Regions from separate parts of the Mus musculus genome. Here all the other regions are linked to region 1. Evidence: chromatin loops called from intact Hi-C (ENCODE). Cell type or tissue: heart. All regions are shown on one strand. Links, peaks and the distances in the headings refer to the core of each region. The heading gives the core; the rest is flanking DNA.

Evidence for each region. Peaks named below come from ENCODE experiments on the same cell type or tissue, not always from the same donor. Only the 100,000 strongest peaks of a DNase experiment are listed, where the experiment ranks them.
Region 2: a loop joins it to region 1, with 4 times the contacts of the local background. A loop is called at or near these places in 3 of 42 quality-filtered maps.
Region 3: a loop joins it to region 1, with 4 times the contacts of the local background. A loop is called at or near these places in 3 of 42 quality-filtered maps.

The regions. Positions count from the first base shown.
Region 1 is chr8:60,502,727-60,510,319 of GRCm38, forward strand. Aadat (aminoadipate aminotransferase) reads left to right here and starts at 3,398. Exons shown (of 13, transcript NM_011834.2): 1 at 3,398-3,553; 2 at 4,363-4,531. The coding sequence starts at 3,487. In heart, for the core only: a CTCF peak has its summit at 2,984 (motif pointing right); no DNase peak of the experiment used is centred there; H3K4me3 peaks cover 999 bases; H3K27ac peaks cover 449 bases.
Region 2 is chr8:61,495,510-61,503,102 of GRCm38, forward strand. Cbr4 (carbonyl reductase 4) reads left to right here. Exons shown (of 5, transcript NM_145595.2): 5 at 7,524-7,593. Among named protein-coding and RNA genes, the nearest start is that of Cbr4, 12 kb to the left of the region's middle. In heart, for the core only: a CTCF peak has its summit at 3,748 (motif pointing left); no DNase peak of the experiment used is centred there.
Region 3 is chr8:61,476,549-61,484,141 of GRCm38, forward strand. No RefSeq gene overlaps it. Among named protein-coding and RNA genes, the nearest start is that of Cbr4, 7.4 kb to the right of the region's middle. In heart, for the core only: a CTCF peak has its summit at 3,492 (motif pointing left); a DNase peak (open chromatin) is centred at 3,523.

The sequences.
Region 1 (7,593 bases), core at 1,376-5,375:
TTAAAAGCATGGCTATCTCTCTGCTTGTGGAATAAGACCCTGGTAAATTAAAAACAAGTTTTTCTTTGTCCTCTTAGTTTTAAGAGAAGGGCTTGGGGATTTAGCTCCATAATAGAGTGAGTGCTTGCCTAGCAAGCATAAGGCCCCGGTTTCAGACTTGAGATCCTGAGGTGTGGGGGAGACAAAATAACAAAAGTTTTAAGAGAATCAGGCTGAGCATGACCTTGTTTGGTTTTAGACTTCAACCATGACAAAGATCATAACAGAATATAAGTTTCCAATCCAGCTGTGAAATCCGTCTACTAAAACTTATCACCCCACCCACCTAACCCCCTGCCCCCACTCCCCACCCCCATCTCCTTTCTTGAGCTTGTATCCATCTTACAAGCAAGACATATTCCTTGTATAAAATCACTCACCTCTTCTGCTCTCTGAGAGCAATGAATTGTTTCCAACGTCCTTTAAAATTCATTGCATTCCTTGGCAGAGAATAAGGACTCAATAAATGTTTGGATAAAGGATCTGGGCCCTTCTGTTCTATCCTCTGGCAATCTTAAACTAAGTCTTAATCTTAAACTAAATCTTAAACTTAATCTTAAACTAAGAGTCACCTATACATTCATCTTGCTTCCTGGAAACAACTGCTCCTGCACCCTTGATGAAGCCAGAGTCCTTCCTCTCTGTCAATAAGTTTTAACTTGTGACTCCAGACTGACTGAATGCCGAGCTCTCCTCCTCTTAAATCTTGACAGCCTGTGGTGGTTTGAGTGTGAAATCTCTCCTGTAATACTCAGTGAGGCTATTAAGGAAAGTCCTAAAACCTTTAGACGAGAAGCCTCTCTGGAGGAAACGGCTCACTAGGGGAAGGCCTTGAGGTCTCAGTGGGGTCCAGGCTTTCATTTAACTTGCTGCTTCCCAACTGTAGAAATCATATGATCACTATTGAATATGCCAGCAAGATTTTGCTGAAAGGACCCTGATATAGCTGTCTCGAGTGAGGCTATGCCAGTGCCTGGCAAATACAGAAGTGGATGCTCACAGTCATCAATAGGATGGAACACAGGGCCCCCAATGGAGGAGCTAGAGAAAGTACCCAAAGAGCTGAAGGGGTCTGCACCCCTATAGGTGGAACAACAATATGAACTAACCAGTACCCCGGAGCTCGTGTCTCTAGCTGCATATGTATCAGAAGATGGCCTAGTCAGCAATCATTGAGAAGAGAGGCCTCTTGATCTTGCAAACTTTATATGCCCCAGTACAGGGGAATGCCAGGGCCAAGAAGTGGGAGTAGGTGGGTAGGGAAGCAGGGCAGGGGGAGGGTATAGGGAACTTTCAGGATAGCATTTGAAATGTAAATAAAGAAAATATCTAATAAAAAATAAAATAAAATAAAAAAGAAAAGAAATCTTGTGATCAGACACTTCAGTCTCCTGCCTCCGAGTTTCTCGGCCAATATGCCCTGAACTGTAATCCAGAGTGGCCCTCTGGTCCTTTAAGTTGCTTCCCCACGGGATTTGGTTACAGCAACAAGGAAGAACGACTAGTATGCAGCCTTTCCCTTGGACTGTGGTTTTGGTCTGTGGTGTATTTCTATAACCACAACCACCAATACCCCCACATCCTTTTACCTTCTCTGATGGGTCACTTTGTTTCCCTACCTGGCCAGAATCACCATTCACCTTATAACCAGGAAGCATCTCAGGTATTTTTCCTGTCTAATTCCAGGAGGTGGCAGTTTAAGTGGGGTTTGTCTCCATAGGCTCTCGTATTTAAACACGTTGTCCCCAGTTGGTAAGACTATTTGGGAAGTTGGGGAGGTGGGGTCTTGTTGGAGGAGGTATATTGCTTGGAGAAAGCTCCTAAGTTTCGAGCACCCACATCTTTCCCAGGGATCTCTCCCTGCCTCTTTCCTGAGAATCCAACTGTAATCTCTCAGCTACAGCTTCAGCGCCATGCCTGCATGACTGCCTGCTGCCATGCTCCCTGCCATGATGGCCAAAGAATCTAACCCAGCAGAACAGTGGACACTGAATCGAATGTTTTCTAAGTTGCCTTGGTCATGGTGTTTTATCAAGACAATATTTAAACTTAACTAAAACACAGAAAAGTCTGCATAGAAAACGCAGCAAGCTTTTTTTTTTTTAAAGAATCTTTATTTCATGATTTGATGGTCTTAGAGTCTATGCCTCGTGCTCTGTCTTCAGAGTGTACGAGTGCAGGAAGAGGCTGGCCTCCAACACTGAGAAGTCAGGCTATCTGTGGCACGTATTATTTTTAGAGTCAGAATGGTTATAACTCCAAAGCCCCTCTTGCCAGCCCGAGGACCATCCTCTTGGATGCAAAGTCCTTGCCTGACACAGCTAGTTTAAGCTACAGTGGTCAAATAAAGCTGACACCTCAAACGTCATGAGATGTCCTGTTCCCAGGGACAAGCTTGAACCCTGAGTTTTCAGCTGTTCTTTATTAATTTTGGAATTCACTCACTATATGGCCCAGGCACCTCAGCTTCCAAAAGTACTCCTTGAGCGATTCATTCACCGCTCCCTCCTTTAAATAACTGTGAACTTAAGACAGTTTCTCTTTGTATGGTCATCAACCAGGTAATTTCATACTCGATAATCGCTTTATCTTCACCATACCCAACACACTTTCAACCGAGCACTTACACAGTGGAAGCTTTGGAACTCAGTGGGAGAAGAGGCTGAGAATCGAGGAGACTGCAGATTTAGTCTTCAAATTTGGGGTTGGGAGTAACTATCCCCACTTACTCTACCGGGCTTCTACTTTGTAAAGTTACCTGAATTCATCTGGGTCCCCTTGAAGATTTGGGGGGTGGGGGTGAGAGAGGGAAGGGAAAGAGAGACAGAAAGGGACAGAGAGATAGAGAGAGACAGGGAGAGACAGAGAGACAGACACCTTGATACTGAGAAACAAGGCTAAGCACCTATTATAATGCCTGCTGCAATGGAATAAAACTACCACCAGAGGGTACTAAAGGACCAGGATCCTGAGATACCATCAGCTTCCAGAGGCTCATTTCAAAGATCTGAAGGGGAGGGTTTGGGGGGCTGGCCAATAGCAAAGCTGTGCTGCGAGGCTCTGAGCAGTTGCGAGACTCTGAGCAGCAAGGTCAAGAATCCACGCTGCGTTTATGTGAATTCGGGCACCGATCCCTGTTGTTATCGTGCATCACAGCAGGGCCTAGCGGTTTTCGTCTCTCCAAGCCCATCCCTGACCAGTGACTTGGGCTGCCTGTGGTCAGCTGCCATAGGCCGGCCGGCGGGGCGGGAGAGGGCACCCGGGTCAGCCACTGCCCCTCTGTGGATGGACTTTGTCCCTTCTGCCTCCTGACCCGGGTCTATTTAGATCTCAGACACCTACCGCAGCCGGTAGGCAGGCAGATTGGGTGGCACTACACAGGGACAGCTAACAGTGCATCCCGAGTGACTGGCTTTCTGAATCCTGCTCCACGCGACCAGCAGAGACATGAATTACTCACGGTTCCTCACTGCAACGAGCCTGGCCAGAAAGCCATCTCCCATCAGAACTACAGGTGAAAAACAAAGCCAGAGCCCTCCCTGCTCTGCAAGAGTGGAGTTTTCTTAGCGGAAGCTCTGCATGGTGCCCTGTTTTGGCGCTCACCGCTAGGGTTTGTGCCCATTCATTCAAGTGTGAAGACAACCTGTGAGCATTAGTGAAGGAGGAGTTATTTAACTTTTGTTCACTAAGAGCTTGGCTTGGAAGGCAAGGCAAGGCAGTGAGTATTTTTGCTGAGGTGTTGGAGATGAGCCAAAGGGCCAAGCATGAGGCACATCTTTCAAGCCAGCTGTAGAGAAAGGCTCTTAAAGGACTGGGGAATGGGACCCAGAGGTGGAGTTGGGACACACACAGGTATTGGGCAACAGGGAAAAAGGCCTTCTGCTGCTGGGGCCCTCTCCATTTTTCTTCGCCATCTGCATTCTTGGATTCCTCCCCCAGTGAGAAAGTCTAGAAAAATTTACTTTGTATTTATTTCAGACTAGCATTCAGTCTTAGCCCAGTATGCTGCTTTGTCAGACTAGAGGAGAGGAGTGGTAATTTAATAAACAGCAAGAATGTTCTGTCGGCTCTGGAGACTGCCATGCCCAACATCAGGTACCCAGTGAGGACAAATCCAAATAAATGATGCTTCTCGCTGCAGCTCGGTCTCTTCTGTAAGAACACTAATTCCATTTCTGACGGCAGAGTTTTTAATGATCTAATCCCATCTTTAATATAGCATATCAAGTACTAGAGTCGAGTATAGGACTTGGTCAGGGACATTAATGTTCAGACCACAGGACGGTGGACACATTTTTTTTCTTCTTTTTGTGTTTATCATAGCGGACATACTGAGCAAAGCACCAAAAACCCTCATCTCCCTGGCTCCTGGATCTCCAAACCCGAGCATGTTCCCCTTTAAGTCAGCTGCCTTCACTGTGGAAAACGGAAGCACCATCCGGTTTGAAGACGACTTGATCAAAAGGGCCCTCCAATACTCTCCAAGCTATGGGTAAGTAAGTGACCAATAGACGGTAGAATTCTATTGGTTCATTTTTAAATGCCATTGATGATGTGACTGAGATCTTTTGTTAATGGGGTGTACAATGACTGGGGAAGTTGGGAGAAGACTTTAAAATATTAAAAGCAAAATCAGTACTAAATGCTTCACACACCCCAGTGATGAGCTTTCAACCTTAAGTGACTGGGAGAGCCAGAGAAACATCTACAAGGAAGTCCCATTTGAGCTGAGTATGATACTGAAAAGAACAGTGGGAAGAGCATCACAGTGGGAAGAAAGGAAATGTATAGAACAGTCCTTGGATGTTCTGCACACACACACACACACACACACACACACACACACACACTTCCTCTCCCCTCTGGATCCACTCCCTTTCTGTCTCTCATTAGAAAAGGACAGGCTTCTAAGAGATAACAACTAAACATGACAAAATAAAATATAAGATGAAGCAAAAACTGTCATATTGAAGTTGAACATGGCAACCCAACAGGAAGGAAACAGCCCCAAGAGCAGGCGAAAGAGTCAGAAACACACTCGTTCTCAGAGTCGGGAATCCCATAAAAATACTAAGCTAACAGCAATAATATAAGCAGAGGACCTGGTACAAACCCAGGTAGGGCCTGTGCTTGCTATTTCAGTCTCTGTTATGTACCTTACTTAATTGATTCAGAGACCCATGTTCTCCTGGTGTCCTCTATCTTCTCTGACTCTTACCTCTTCCTCAAGATTCCCTGAGCCCTGAGGGAAGGGATTTATTTGATGGAGAACTCCAATTTACACTCTATATAGAATGTCTGGCTGTGGGTCTCTGCATCTCTTCCCATCTGCTGCTAGAAAAAGCCTCTCTGGTCGCAGCAATGAGCTATGACTATACCAGAGTATCATTAGGAATCATTTGTTTGTTTGTTTGTTTGTTTGTTTGGGGTTTGGTTTTGGTTTTACCAGTTGTGTTTGATTTTTTTTCCTGGTTTCCCAAGCAGTGCGGGTACAGGCTCCTTCCCATGAAGTGGGCCGGAAGTCAAATCAGACATTGGTTGGCTGCTCCCACAAGCTCTGTGCCACCACTGCCCTACAGATTGTGTCCACCTTTCTCTTTTAGTACTCCTAAGAGTAGCTTCCCATACCGAAGAAACTGGGATGTAGGGATGAAGGCTCCACATAGGCACCAGCTTGACTGCCTTGTTATGTGGGTGTTGTCCTCAGCAATGAGACCCTGCAGAGTCTGCAGAGTTCATCCTTTTTCTCAGTAACAGCCTTAGTTGTTTGAGGATATCCATGGGACCCCCTTGGCCAACAACTCAATGGAATGCAACCCAGTCCTGCCACTGGAAGTCTCGCCTGGCATCAAGTGATAACCTGTCAGAACTCCTTTTCCGCCATTACTAGAAGTCATCATCGTTCCCTCTTCTCTCCTGCAGACTGTTTTTTTTTTTTCTTTTCTTTTTTTTTTTTTTTTACATAACCTCTCCAGATCTATGGAATTTATCTTGTTTATTGATTGTTTAAGTGATATCCACTAATAAGTCAATAGATACCTACATGCCATATATGTCTTCCTGGATCTGGGTTACCTTACTTGACTTATAAGTCAATAGATACCTACATGCCATATATGTCTTCCTGGATCTGGGTTACCTTACTTGACTTATAAGTCAATAGATACCTACATGCCATATATGTCTTCCTGGATCTGGGTTACCTCACTTGACTTTTTTTTTCAAATTCTGTCCATTTACCTGCATATTTTATGATGTCAATATTTTTAACAGTTGAGTAATTCTCTATTGTGTAAATGTGCCACATTTTCTTTATCCATTCTTCTGTTGCAGGACACCTAGGTTGTTCCCAATTTCTGGCTATGATGAATAAAGCCACAAAAAAACATGGTTGAGCAAATGTCCTGTGATAGGTTGGAGCATCTTTTGGGTATATGCCCAAGAGTGATCTAGCTGGGCCTTGAGTTTGATCAATTCCCAATTTTCTGAGGGACTGTATTATTGATTTCCATAGTGGCTCTGATTACTTTATAAAGAATTCTCTGTTTAGATCTGTATTTCCATTTTTAATTGGTTTGTTTTTCTGATATCTATTCAAGAATTCTTTATATACTTTAGATATTAGCCCTCTATCAAATATGGAGACAGTAAAAACTTTTCCTACTCTATAGACTGCCATTTCATCCAATTAATGGTGTCTTTGCTTTTCAGTTTATTAAGTGTTGATCTTAGTGCCTGCACAATCTGTGTTCTGTTCAAGAAGTCTCCTGTGCCAGTGCGTTCAAGGCTCTTCCCCACTTTCATTTCCACCATGCTCAGTGTATCTAGTTTTATGTTGAGGTTTTTTATCTGTTTGGACTTGAGTAACGTACAGAGTGATAGGTTTGCAACTATTTGCACTCTTCTACATGCAGCCATCCAATTTGACCAGAACCATTTGTTGAAAATGCTGTCTTTTTTCCAGTGTATATTTCTGTTTTTTTTTTTTTATCAAAAACCAGGTGATGTGTAGGTATGTAGATTTATGTCTGAGTCTTCAATTCAGTTGATCAAAGTGTCTATTTTTATGCCAATACCACACAGTTTTTATTACTATAGTACAACTTGAAATCAAAGATGGTGATGCCTTTAGCAGTTCTTTTATGTTCAGAATTGGTTTAGCTATCCTGGGTTTTGTTTTCTTTTATTTATTTGTTCATTTGTTTATTTTTATTTTTCCATATGAAGTTGAGAATTCCTTTCAAGGTCTGTGAAGAATTGATTTGTGATAGAATGGCCATTTTTACTGTGTTGACCTACTGATCCATGAACATAGGAGATCTTTCCATCTTGTGAATCTTCTTCAAACTTCTTTTTCAAAACGTGATGTTTTTGTCATACAAACTTTTCCATTTGCTTGGATAGAGTTAAATAAAGATGATTTATATTATTTGAGGCTATTGTAAAAAGTGTTGGTTCTCTGATTTCTTTCTCTCTTCGTTGTTTGTTTATAGAAAGGCTACTGATTTTTTAAAAATTAACCTGGTATCCACCTACTTCTCTGAAAGTGTTTGT
Region 2 (7,593 bases), core at 1,985-5,984, 990 kb after region 1:
CTGGGACTGCAGGCTGCTCCACCACACCTGGCTTATTCCAGCCACAGTGACAACTTAAAAATTGTGACCGAGGGTTTGATGTGATTTACCCAAAGCTACCTGGCTGTTTCATGGAAAGCTGGAAAAATACACTCCTGAACGGTTCCCCTTTTTTAGGGGGAGGGGGTCGAGACAGGGTTTCTCTGTGTAGCTCTGGCTGTACTGGAACTCACTTTGTAGACCAGGCTGGCCTCGAACTCAGAAATCCACCTGCCTCTGCCTCCCAAGTGCTGGGATTAAAGGCGTGCGCCACCACCGCCTGGCATTGAAGGGTTCCTTTTGAATCATAAGATTGATGTCTTTTTATCCTTTAGTTTCTGATTTATTTATGTATTTATTTACTTATTCTCCCTCTTTTGTTCACTTGCATATTATTTGCCAGTTTCTACTAAAAACCATGTCAAAATTCAGATATGTTGTCATTTATTAGTTGGCTGGCCTGTTAGAAATGTTTTATTGGGTATTTACTTGACTTCCCAACAGAATGAATTTTTTCTATACTTTGTAAGTTAGAATAGGATCTTTTTAATACTTATGTGTTCATTTGTGTGTGTATGTGTATACTTTTGTGTGGGTGCATGCACACAACTTGCTGCACACGTAGTTATCAGAGGATAACTTGCAGGAATGGGTTTTGTCTTTGCAGCATGTGGGTTCTGTGGGACTGTGAAAGGCAGTCTGTTTTCTGGTCAAGCAAGACTTACTCTACAAGGGTCAGAACAGTGAGCCATACTCCCAGACAGATATAGGTGCCTGACACCAGGGAGCCCCCAACCTCATAATCCTGTGACTATCAGCCACACAGGCAATGTCCCAAGCTCCTGGTATCCTGGCTAGTCTCCGCCCCCACAGTTAACCTGGCAATAGCCAGGTATGCTCCTCTCCACAGTTACTTGGCAACTGCAAGATAGCCCAGCCTGCAATAAAAGGGGCTCATCTCTAGCTCTCCTTCTCCCTCTCCTTTCCCCCCTCTTTCCACGTGGCCATGGCTGACCTCTCTCTTTCTACCTTCTCTCTTTCTCTCTGCCTTTCTACAATAAAGCTCTAAAACCATAGACTATCTCTGCTCATCGAGACCTGCTGTGCTTGAATGATGGGATAGGCTTTCCTCTAAAGAGTCGTGTCTAACATCACGCTGGAAGGCCTTCCTTTGTGACATACAGCGACGTCTGGGATGTTCAAGACTGAGAACCTGTGGTCTCTGGCCTCCTTGAGGCCCAGAGACCCTAGATTGCTCCCTCTCTACCCCTTCTACTTTCCACAGCAAGACACCCACCCACGCAGTGTAGAGAGCACGCACAGCAGTCTCCCATGTCCACTTGCCCAGACAGAGCACCGGAGCTCTGGCGGGACTCAGGTTCTCTCCCACCCCCTTTATTTCCCCACACCCGCTGCCTGGGTCAAACTCAGGCCATCGGGCTTGATAGCAAGTTTCTTCTCCTGCTGAGCCATCTTGTTGGGACTAGATAGTCTGTCTTGGTCTTGCAGTTTTACATACTTAAGAAGTAATCTCTATAGCCACTAAAATAGCCCAGTTGGGAGTGCATTAGACTGAAGAACTAATCCCTGTATAGTTTGTTCTTGTGACTGACCAGCAGTCTGTAGGAGAGTGGCTGCAGTTGACCTCTGCCACCTTTCACTTTTAGGTCCCTCGTGACTCCAGCTGGACCTGAGAGTAGGCACTCATTGAGCTAGCAGATGTTTTTCAGGATGTTCTGTGAATCTGTTTGCTGTATAACATACCTTCACTCCAGTTCCTTGTTTAGTCGTAGACTAGCTTAAGTCCAGACATTCCATATCCATGAGTATTGAGAAAGTTTTACAGCTTAGATGAATACTTTTGAAGGAAAAAGGAAAAGGGTCTCAAACCAAAGCTTTCCATGGGAAGTTGCATTGTCGTTACCTAGGCCTGACTGTCTGTTTCGGTGTGCTCTGTGCAGGCTGTGACAGTTAGTGTTGGCTGAGCTAGTCGTCCGTGGGGTTGTTTATTTGTTGTTTGGAAGGGCATGGACTTGCCCTCTCTCTTTTCAGGATTCCAGTGGTATGAGTAACAAGGGGTTCTATTTTTTTGGTGATGTAATAGCTGACTGGCTGAGAGGAAGGCTCATCTTCCCAATTCACATGGACCCATGCAGCGAATGTCCTGGGTGCCTTCCTCTATGCCAAGGCTGTGCTAGGTCCAAGAGTAAAAAAAGAAATGAGATGTCTCTGTTACAAGCTACAGAAACAGTTGGAAAGAGCGCTGAGTGTCATGGCTGAAGGAAGATAGTAATGTGGACCATGTTAGGAAGATGCTGAGCTGTTTAGCATGGATTCGTTGCCAAGGCAATGACATGAGTGGTGCCAATCCATTTTCTATACAAAGGAGCTGTTTGAAAGGTGTTATGGAATTGCAATAGAGTCTTTTCTAAAGATCATACTTTTCCTGTGCAATTCATATTAGGGATAAATATAGGTTGCTAGAAAGTGATCCCTAGTAGGGTAGCCTTTGTAATACTATATTGTATATTATATATATACATATATAATATATATTGCATATATCATTGTATATAATATTATATATGTACACTATATTGTATATTATATATATTATACATATACACACACATAGAGACACACACATCTTGTTTCATAGTACAGATTGAAATAACAAGACTAAATCAATTCTATAAGTTATCTGTTGACTTAATTTTGATATTAAGATCTATCAGCTTCTTGACTAGATCTTAAGTAGAGCTAGCAAATGTGCACTTGTGGTGTACTTACCCGTGCACTAACATCTGGAGAGAGGTCGTGGTGTACTTACCCGTGCACTAACATCTGGAGAGAGCGCATTCATTTCCCAGTGTATTTTTTGAGACAGGGCCTCTCAGTGAACCTGAAGCTCTGAAGCTCACTGTTTGAGCTAGACTGGCTGAGACTAGTGAGACCCTGTGACCTGTTTGTCGTCTCTGGGTCCCCAGTGCTGGTTCCCTTGTGCTGCCATGCCTGGTTTTGATGTAGGTCCAGGATATCCAGACTGGGGGCTTTATGCTAGTGCTTACACACGGAGCCGTCTTTCCAGCCCTTAGACCTCTAGTTTGTTTCTTTTTATGTCAGGCTTTTCTGATTAGCTTCAAGTGGAGGTTCTAAATAACAGAAAAACAGTTGAAAAGCGAACTGTAGCACGAAACCCAGGAAACAAGGCAGATAACGCTTAGACTGTCGCTGCCTCCTAAATCCTTGACGGTTCTGCTAAGCGTTGGCATTTTTGACTTGGCATATAAAGTAAAGATGCCATCATGGATGAGTCTCCCTCACTGAAAGTCAATACGAGGAATTATATTTGATAGGTTGACTATCATCAATTCCTCATCAAAAGTGAATCAATGAACTGTCCTTTCTTCAGAGTTTATAACATAAAAATTCTCATGGCTGTTGGGAGCCAGCGCATCCCAGAGTAATGGTGGTCTTTGAGGTGTGGCCTAGTGCTAGAGCATTTGCCCAGCATGCACTAGGCCCAAGTTTGATCCTAGACACCCTCCCCCTCTGTGTTGGGTTGTCATTGTATGTCTCGTAAGGAAGTGCAGTGCCTTTGCTCTAAGTTGCTAGAGTGCATATTATTTCACTTACCGCATTTGATCTAAGGAAGGTGGCCTTGTAGCCAGGTGGAAACCTCCGAGTGGCCAGTAATGCAGTAGCACTCTCTGTTGGACAGCGGCACCTACTGGTACTTTATAGCTTTTATAGCCACTTCAAGGCTTTGCAAATACATGAGAATCATGAGTGTGGAGTAGAACAAAATTTCCAGAACTTTACAAATATGAAGAGTGATATGGAGAGAGTCTTAGGGCTGAGGAAAGAAGATGGACTGGGAAGTAAGGCAAGCAGCAAGATAGGTGTGTGGGATGCTTGGGGACCGTTAGCATCTACCCTCGGGGCTGATGTATGTGGTGGAGGGGACCTAAGGGATTAGTGATACATCATGCATTGGGCTGTGAATATATTTAAGTGAAGATTACATGGTTCATGAGCCTCAGCATAAGATAACATCGACATTTTCTACAGCCCCTGAGTAATTTATCATACGAGAGCAGCTTACCATCTTAGTTAATTTCTGGTGAACTGGAACAGATCTATGCGGTCTGGGAAGCTGCAGATAGAGTGGGTCGGGACAACTATGTTGTAATGGTGGATAACAGTAGCTCTTGGTAAGACCCATACACACAGCTAACGGAGGACCCCAGCTCTTGTGTTCTGTGGACTTTACCCAGTGATGTGTCAGCAGTGTTCACGCACAGCACATAAATGACACCAAGGTAAGATGCTAGGGGAAGTGGAGGGAGCATGGGGCGAGGGCAGTGTGGTCAGCAATAGAAGCCTTTGTTCAATCATTTTGTAAATCTACAACACATTAAACATGACATCCACTAATTAAAAAGACACTGAAGATCCAGGAGAGGGATCAATAGAAATATGTTCATTTTTCACATTAAACATAATCTAAGAGAAAAACTAGCATGTGGAGGCAAATTCTTTCCTTTCTTAAAAAATAATTATTATTTGTGCCACCTGTGCACATGGCACAGTACACTCAACGACTAGTTAGTTGGGTTAGTGTGAAACCCTTTATGCCAGTTTTGTTCAAATTTTACAGAGTAAAAGGCAGTTGTATCATGAATTCTTTGATTTTTTTCTTTTGTAAGTTAAAAATATTTGAGGATGTTCATGAGTACTGTATTTACATCATTCCTACCCCCCCCCCAACTCCTCCTGCTTCTCCCTCTACTTCCTCTCCATTTTATGGTCTCTTCTCCAGTTATTTTGGACCGGTACATGTGTTGTGCATGCACAGCAGCCTGCTGAGTCCTTTAGTGTGGCTTGTATGAGTTTGTAATTAGGGCCGACTGTGTGGGACTGGATCACTGTCGCAGCTCGTCCCTGGAGGAGACTGATTCTCCTTTTCTCAGCAGCCTTTAACTGCTCGCAGCTCTTCATCTCGGGGTCAGGCCTTGTGAATCTCCCATCCAAGCTGCTGATCACTGTGCAGGGCTTGTTTAGGTGGCCACAGTGTTGACATTTCATGGGTGCAACTTCCCCATCCTATGCAGAGAGAGCCTATGTCATAGCAGATACTCTGGTCCTCTGACGGCAGTCTTCATGTCATGTCTGCAGTGTTCCCTGAGCCTTTGGCTAGGGATTGTAATATGAAGTTTTTAGTATTGACATTAATTATTGTATGTAACTTAACTTTTATAACCTGAAGTGATTATAGGGTTTATTCTGTCTGGGGCATCCTTGAAAACATGTTTGCCAACACACAGCATTGGATTTCCTGAAATCCATTGGTTCCTGAAAGAACTGGAATCGTCTAGATTCTGGCTTCTCAGTGAAGACCAAGCTTCATCTCTGGGCCAGTTGGGGTGGCAGAGACTCCTTTAGTCCCAGCACCCAGCAGGCAGAGGCAGGTGGAGCTCTGTGAGTTTGAGACAAGCCTTGACTACATACGGAGTTCCAGGCTAGCCAGGAATGCACAATGAGAGTCTGTCTCATAACAACATGTTTGCTCATTGCTCAATGTCTGCAGAGACATTTTGGCTTTATCTGTGTCAGCTGATGCCTTCATCCCTTCCTGCCAACACTGTATGTAAAGATGAAAGGAAATGTTGCTGACTTCTCAAATAAACGTGCTCAGACTTTCCTGGCAGAGGGGGTTATGTTTCACAGTATAGTCTCACAGGCACGACAAAATCAGTCTTGTTATTTTGTTATTTCTGGACCTCGTTATACATCATCTGTAACTCATATGCTCATATTTTTTCAATAATTTTATCAACAAAGACACACACACAGCTTAAAAGAAGAAAAGTACAAAAAAAAATCATCACCTGCTCTATAGTTCTGGTGACTACTGTCACTTGTCCCTCTGATGTCCAGAGATAATCAGATGTCAGCATTTTTTAATTTATATTTTGCCTTGTTTTCAATAGTGATACAGTGGAATTTATTAATAACCTGCTTTTAAGATGATTACAGAGGTGAAATCTTCATTTATGACATTAGTATGAACATTGTTCTATGCTGTGGATGTATCAGGTGTTAACCCATTCCATGTTGAAAGACCTTTCAGTTTGCTTCCAGATTTCCCCAGTAAACTCTTACTATCTTAGGTTTTATGGTAGGAAAAAAAAACCTACAATGATTTTTTACAGAACCTTAAAGAAAACATTTGAATTTTCATAAATGAAAATCCAAAGTAAAGTTAATTATATGGTATTACATAATAAACAAACAGATGAATTCAGTATTTAGCTCACATTTATCAACACATCATTTATAAATGGCAGTATATTTAAGCTGATTTATAGTTTAATTTATAAGTGATTTAGTTTTAACATAAACCAACTATGTTTTTTGTGAGTGCACATGGAACCTTCACTTGCTGTGACTTATTTAACTTTAAGTCCATCTTTTATTACCTTAAACTATAAACTTTCCCATGCCTGCCGCTCTCATGAAAGTTAGTATTTGCTTTCTTTTAAAACTTAGTGACTGAAGTTGGGCATGGTAGTGTATGCCTTCAATCCTGTCACTCAAGAGGCAGAGCAGGTGGATTTATTTGAGTTTTCTACATGGTGAGACTATGTCTCAAAAAATATTTAGGACTAATTGGTGAACAAGAAACTATGTGGTAAAATTTTGTTATGTATGTCTGAGACTATTCTTGTAGTTGTTTTGTAAACCTATAGTTATCTTGGTGTGTGTGTTTGTGTGCATGCATATGTATACATATGTACAATAATTTTGAATTCTGAATACATAATACTTGATACTGTAGAACTTGTTTTAGAACATGCTATTTGTACACTCTATTGCATATATATACCAATACTGAGTTAAAATTTTATCTTTGTGTACATTGTATCCAGATTAGATAAGACCAGAGGACTTTTTTCTTATGTGGACTTTGGAGTCTTACCAGTTATTGTGGTTTAGTAAATGGAATGGTCTAATCCTTATTAGTATTGCAAAATCATTTCATGGGCCCATCTTTGTGATCCCAACTCTCAATACTGTGTCTTCCTTTCTGCCCCACCTGTGTGAAAATTATTTCTCTGCCATTTTATCTATGGATTCACCAGACTTTATTATATTACAGTTGGGTATGTGGCAATTACTTCCTCCCTTCATAGATTTTAGTTACTCAAAGAATGCATCGTGTTTCATTTATGTTTGTACCTGCCTGTTATAGTCAACAGCATTATCTTTATGTTTGCCAAGAGCTGAGCCATGGACTTGGGTGTTAGGCATTTTTGTGTTCAATAAACATTGATTTACAGTGAATAAAATTGTATACCTAAGTACTTGCTAACAGTACTCTGAAGTTCCTAAACAATGTTTATTAATAGTGTCAAACTCTCAGAAGCAAATTCTCTTTATAAGAGTTGAACAACCACTTTTAGTGTTTATACTTTTCAACTGAATTCACATTTCTCTTTTAGGATTTATTCGCACGGATATGACAAGACACTTGAAAGAAGAACACTTCAAGAAAAACATTCCTCTTGGGAG
Region 3 (7,593 bases), core at 1,985-5,984, 970 kb after region 1:
AGGGCTGGATCTCTGAATGACATACAAGGAACATAAAACAGTCACAGTGAAATCCCCACGGTCACACACAGGTGCCACCCAGAAATGTAGAGGCTACTACACCACAGTTGACCTCACAGGTTAAACCTTGTGGCATTCACTCTGGCTTTCTCGGGTGAGCTCTTAAGAATCCACAGAGCCAGGGCACGGCTAAGGCTGTCGTCCATTGGCCAATACGTCGGTGCCTCATCCTAGAGCTACACTAGCCTTGGATATAGCCTGCCAGAACCCCTGCAGAGTCCGGGAGACTCACCTTGGTCTGGGATGCACAACGAGTGAGTTGAGAACTACATAAAACAGCAACAGAAAGGGCAGATATGGGGAGGAGACAGGGAAGCTGGAAATGGAGGTCAGTGGGCAGGAGGCTGGGGTCAGAGGGCTGGCCAGCTACAGAACGACGTCAGGAACACTGAGTTTTCTTATGCATGACCTGGCAGAGTGCCACACTTAGATAATCTGAAGCACACAGGTTCAAACCATTGGAAAAATTCTGTGCAAATGACTGTATGGTTTCAGACCCACACGGGAGTGAGGTGCATATCTTACATCCGAAAGCAGACCTGGCCTCTCGGTTCTCCCAGCAGCCCCCAGTTCCTACCTGGCATACCCTGTCCCCAGACCTTAACCCCAACCCCAACCCCAGCCCAACAGGGGCTGGGCAGCCCTTCCCGCAGAGGCTCTTCCCTATATAATCCAGGCATTTTGGGCTCTTTCTTTCCCTGGCCTTGGTCCTTAAGGCCAGCGAACTCTCTTGAGAGAGCAGCTTCCCAATAAACCTGCCTTTAAGACAATCTAATCTCTCTTGGATTGGCTCATTTTTACCTGCAGAGAAATAACTTATCTGTGACAAAAAGTTCCACCCCATTTCAGGCATTATACTTTTGCATGGACTTTCCTGAGAAACTTCACCCAGGAAACACACACACACGCACACACACACATTCCCCATGTTAATTAACAATCTCATTCAAGTGACTGTTTGGGGCTGAGAAGATTGCTCAGTTAGTAAAGTGCTTGCTGTGTAAGCCCTAGGATTTGTTTTTGATCCCCAGTCATCACAAAAGCTCTGTAGCATGGTCTGTGCTTGCAGTCTCAGCACTGGGGAAGCATAGTCTTGTGTGTCCTTGGGCCTAGCTAGCCAGCCAGCCTAGTTGAATTGGCTAATTTCAGTTTGAGAGACCCTGTCTCAAAACACACAGACACCCACAGACCACACACACACACACACACACACACACACACACACACACACACGCACACATAGACACACAGAGACATGCATAGACACACAGATAAACACACATACACAGAGATACACATGTATACAACATACACACACAACACACTCATACTCACAAGCATACCTAAGAGTGAAGCTGTTTTGTTTTTATTTTACTTTTTTGCATTTCATTTTACATGTAGTGCCTGAATATATATGTTTGTTTAACACGTATGTAGGTGTCCACAGAGGCCAGAAGATGGTGTGAGATCTCACTGGAACTGAAGTAGATCCTAGGAACTGAACTCAGGTCCTCTACAAGAGCAACAAGAGCTCTTAATCAGTGAGCCATCATTATTCCAGCCTCCAAGTGAAGTTTTTAATTTACATTTAATTTTTTGCCTACAGATGACCTTGTTTTTTGGTTAACCTAATATTATGGTTTGAATATAATGTCCCTCGCAGGTTCGCTTTTTAATGCTTTTTACCCAGCAGGTGGAGCCATTTGAGAGGCAGTAGGCCTTGACTGGCTGACATGTATGACAAGAGGCTAGCCTTAAATGTAGTAGCCTAGCCCTTGGTCCTAACTTCTCTGCTACCTGTCTATTAGATGCAAACAGATTGTCATGTAATCTGGTTGCCATGCTCCCTGTCTATTAGATGCCATGCTCCTGTCTATTAGATGCAAACAGATTGTCATGTGGTCTGGTTGCCATGCTCCTCGACCCCCACGAAGCACTGAAACCCACTAAAACCTCAAGCCAAAACAAATAGTTTCAACCTCAAGTTGTTGCTACAAAGTATGTTGTCAGAGCAATGAGAAATTAATGTGGGGTAGAAATTGGAGATGCCACTCTTTGTAATGTGTTCTTATTAGTAATTTATTTTACGAACATTATGTCCTCTAAAACAATTTTCTGATCTAAGCTCCAAGTTATGCCCTAACAACCTGCACTTCCGTCTAGGCTCTCCCACCTTCATAATTAAATAGTAATTGCGTGATTGTTTAGGTCTGTCTTCCTTGCCAAATTATTTTCCCAATGAAAATAACAGGCAGGGTCGTTTTCATCATAACAGTATCGTCAGGGGCTCTTGCCTATAGCAATACATTCTTTGGGAATGAGATATTTCATTTACTCACTTAGTCATCCATTAATAACGTTCACAAACCCAAGGAAGTACGCGCCACTTAGGAAAACAAACATCGGTGCAGGTTCTACCTCCAAAGGTTTCACAACTCACCACAGGAAGCTCCTTTTCATCATAGGTAAATGTTCCTTCTGAGAACCCAGTGAAAGAGGAGACTCCGTTCCCCAAAACACTCACCTCAAATGTTCAAGGGGCTTTGCATTCAATTTACCAGTCCCCTTTTTCTGGAAGGGTATTCAATGTCTCCCTAAAACTTACTAGAATCCAAGGTCTTTCTACAAAACAGATTCTCAGACAAATCTAAAGTCAGGGGAAAGAATTTTTTTTTAAAGTACGTTACTACATTCTTTCATGGACTAGGAAAACTATATGCATATGTATTAATTACTTTCCATATCTCTGTGATAAAAATCTCCGACAGAGAAAGCTGGAGGGAGGAGAGGTGTGTAAGGTTTCTTGGCTACAAAGGCTGACAGAGCTTCTCCTCGGGTAGATGAAATAGAAGATCCTGGTCCGCGGTGGGAATACGAGATACTGGGTCTTCTCAGCGTGGGGATCATGACGCCAAGAAAGCTGGGTCCAGAACCAGAGGTGGGTGTGGCCTTCAAGTCTTAGTCTTAAAGCCTTGCTTCCTCTCATCCCCAAGGTCCTACAGCCTCCCGAAACACAGCCACTGGCTGCGAGACAGAGATGCTCAAAAGAGGCCTGTGAGGGAACATTTCAGTTGAGCCATGTCTCCGATGATAAATTGAGTGTTACTAGGGTAAGAGGCATCATTAGAAATTGAGCTGACAGTGTTTGCCAATGCATGGATATGTGAAATAACTTGTTACTACAAAGAACGCCAAGTACTTTGTGAAGCTGCGGGTGGGACTGGAGAGACTGTGTGATTGTGTGTGTGACTGTGTGTGTGATTGTGTGTGTGTGTGGGGGGGGGGGGGGAGTCGGCAGGCTGGAGGGAGGGATGCTGGGCCCTCATCGGAGGACTTTGTCCCATACTGCAGGAGCTACTTCAGGGTTTTTACTCGGGATAGGAAGATTGGTTTTGCAGTTTAGACAGAGCCCCCTGGTGGAGGTGTGGAGGGCCTGCTGACAAGGCCGGCTAGTTGAGGCTAGCAGAGAGGTAGGCCTGGGCAGAGGTAAAGCTGGATCTAGCTGGAGTGCTAGGTGGCAGGAGAGTCAGCAGGACTTTAGTGATTCCATGTGGGGTAAGAGTCGGCAGGCAGGAATAAGCTCCAAGGTTGCCTTGGGTAACCAATAACCTCCACACCAGCCCCTTGGACATGGATACAAAGTTCTCAAGGCTCACCCCCCACCCCACCCCCACCACCAAAACGGAGGACATGGTGTAAATGGCGAAAGAGCACTTGCCGTACCGTACAACTCCCGTGATCTGGCAGGATGAAGAACAGCGGCAGGAAAATCCAACTTGCTTTGTCCTCACAAACACCGTGATCCCTGTGCAGCCTCCCAGAGGCGGCTTTCCAAATTTCTTTTTGGAAACAGGAACAGGGGCTGCATTGGGATGCTAGGCTGTCCACACAGTGTGGGCCAAACAGATTACTCACCCTCTCCCAAAGACTTCTGGGAGGCTGTGCACCTGGCAGCCAAGGGGAAATTCATTTTCGGATCTGTCCAGTTGAATGCCTGTATGCCCTTGGTAACTGGGAGGGTTTATCAATCAACATGAACTCAGAATTGTGAACTGTTTTATTTATTTATTTATTTTTACTGTTTTCCCAAGGCAGTGTAGACGGGATTTCTTTGTGTAGCGTTGACTGTCCTGGAACTCACGCTGTAGCCCAGGCTGTCCTCAAACTCAGAGACCTACTTGCCTTTCCATCTCTAGTGCTGGGATTAACGGATGCTATACCATGCCCAGCGGTTGGCTTGCTTTGCTTCCTTCTGTTTCAGCTGAAAGGATTAGTGAGTGGATTACTGAAAGGATCTCTCTCTCTCTCTCTCTCTCTCTCTCTCTCTCTCTCTCTCTCTCTCTCTTCAAAATTCTTACAAATAGAATTTCTAGCCCGATCTGATAGCACTTGTCTGTATTCTCAGCACTCAGGAGGCTGACTAAAATATTTTGAGTTTATGGCTAACCTGGGCTGCATCTTAACTTTGGGGTCAGCCCGGGCTACATAGTGAAAACCTCTTTCAAAACAGTGGGACACAGAGCCAGGAAAGGGACATACACGCGTAAGTCCTGCATTTAAGATGCTGAGAGAGGGAGGTTAGGAATTCCTGAGCCTCCTTAGTTACATAGCAAATTTGAGGCCAGCCTGGGCTACATGAGACCCTAACTCACCACCACCATTTCAGACACAGTTTCCATTTGGGATCTCAGGCTTTATAAATTTCATTTGTAGTTAAAAAAAAAAAACAAAAATAAAAACAAAAACAAAAAACTACAAAAGCACAACCCACTTACAGTTAGTTGTAGCTTCAAACGTCATATACCAAGGTCAAATACCTACCAGCTTTTAATTAAAAACATTTTCTTAAGAATTCTACTGGAGCATATTCACATAACCTATGACTTACATATTCAAAATGTATGCTTTCAATGAATTCTTACATCATCTGAACATTAGATTTTTGGCAATGAAATTGTGTTCATTTTATAATCAGAAAAATGTTACAAAAATGTTCTAAAAATTATAGAACAAACCTTCTATACGAGAAATATTCTCTTTCAATTATTAGGGCCAAGAAGAAAGATACCATATGAAGGTTCAAAGGAAACAAAAGTATAGACCATGATGAAAATCATACCAGAAAACTAACACATGCCCTGAGATGGAGTGTGTGCTCCCATGACGCCGCTCCTCATTGTCCTGCTGAGTAGGGGAGACCCAGTTTAATTTACAGACTCCGATTTTGTTACCTGGGGATTAAGGGAAAACCTCCCCACTCAGTAATCCTTTCAGCTGAAGCCTGACAGGCTGTGATGGGGGAATTCTTACCCAGGATAGGAGTGATATTGTATTAAGAGGAAAAAATAAATAATAGCCTTGAGGGCTTAAACTGCTGCATGTGCTGATGGGAAACCTCAGCTTCTCCATCTACTGTGTGTGTGCCCTGGGAGGAAGGTGGGAGGTTTTGTGAGCCGGATGTCACCCCCACATCACATTGATGGTCTTTATGACAGGTGCTCTGAAAACATATGCGTTTGTTAAAACCACTCTGCATGGAAAAGGATCACCCCAAATTTTGGTATAAAGTGGACAGAACTGTTGGGAAAGATGGCACTTCTCTGCTTTGTGTAAGATGACAGATGCCAAGAGTATGACCACTTGGTGGTTTGGCCAACAAGTTATCTTTAAATTGGGCCCAACCAATGAATATCACTTACTAATTTTGCTTTTGCACCAGGATCTCCCTTTATAGCCCAGGTGGATTTCCAATTCATTATCCTCCTGCCGCCCCAGCCTCCGTAGTACTGGAATCACAGATATGCATCAACATTTCTGGCTTGCAATAATAATTCTGAAATATAGCTTTTATATTCTGATTTCTAGGAACAAAAGCAGGTGCAACCTGCCCAGCATAATGCTTGCACATGGCTTTAAAGCTTGCTAGAACCCAGCCCAGGCCATTTTCCCTGTAGTCAGCCCCCCTTCCTCATCGCTTTGTTCACACAATGACCTAGTCTTGTGTCTGAATGTTGGCATATGTTGAGTTTCCTACGGTATTTGCTTTTAATAGACTATGATGTGCTATAAAGATTCCTTACAGTCTCCATCCCCCTCATAAGGAGCACTGTCAGCATCAGGTGCCTTTTGGACAGATCCTTGGGGAGAGAGTATCACTCGGACCAATTTCTTACACAACAGCCATGCCTGCTCCTCACAGAAATGACTACATGAGCTGCAGCTATGGCTTGGTTCATGCCAGCATGTGAGAGTCCCTGAATTAATTCTCTAGGACTAGACATATACACACACACACAAAGAAATTGCTCCCTGTAAGCAGGTATATTTCCATTGTTTTGTGGCTACTAGGAAACTCAGAGTAACATGTGTATCACTTTAGTGCTGACTATAATTAGATCTTTTATTCAGTGTTTATCCCTCTTTGAACTACATCTTTAGCCCTAAAAAGATTTTTACATCATGACTTTATTTGAATCAGCTTTTCTTCTGGCCTTGCTTTACTGTCCTGACCTTTGGGAAGAAGGGGCAGTTGAGGTTGACTAGTGGTTTGCTTGTTTTTCACTTTTTCTTTTATAGTACTGGAGATTGAATCTAGGCCCTTGAATGTGATGGCTAGTGCTTCCACTGATCTGTACCTCAATGTGAAATATGTTTATTTGTTGTGTGCGTGAAGCGTGTGTCTAGGGGTGCCTGTGTCATGGTGTACTTGTGGAGGTCCGAGGACAACCTTGTGGAAGTGGTTCTCTCCTTCCACCTTTGTGTTGGTTCCAGGGTGGAACCCAGGTTATCAGGCTTATACAGCAAACACTCTCTGAGCCATCTTGCCTGCCCTCTACCCATCTTTTCTCTTTTAATTTCATACAATCTCCATGTGTTAATAAATTGCCTAAGCTATTCTTGAACTCATTCTGTAATCAGGGTAGGCTTTGAACGTTCGAACCTCATTCCTCAGCTCTCCAGGGACTTTAGGGATTATAGACTTTCATGGCCAAGGCTTGACCACTTTTGCCTTTTAAAATAATTAGCTCTATACCCTAGATAGGGGAATAATACTCCTTCCACAACCCATAGACTAACAAGTAAAAAAAAAAAAAAACAAGACAAAAACAAACAAACAAACAAAAACAGTGTCAAGTGTGAGATATCACCCCTAAAGTTGTCAATCAAGGGGAGACTAGAGACCCTCAAGACAATGCAGGGGGTTGCCATTACTCTTGGTGAAGACCCTACTGCTGAAGACACCACACACTTTGCCATCGGACTGGGAGACATCAAGCTGGTACTCATCAGACACCTTCTTTCCTGTTCATTAGCTTTCATAGTAGGAAAAGGAGCTAAGTAGGCTGCTTGAGGGTAAAAGCATCAGTAGTCTTGATATGAACCTGGAATGCTGCACTAAGAAGTGTCCTGGAAAGAACACGCCCACAGGTGCATAAACGTTATGGATGTAACCAACAATTTTCTTATAGGATTTAAGTAATAATAAGAAAGTAATCGTTCAACAAACCCAAAAGAAGATAGCCAAACAAACAT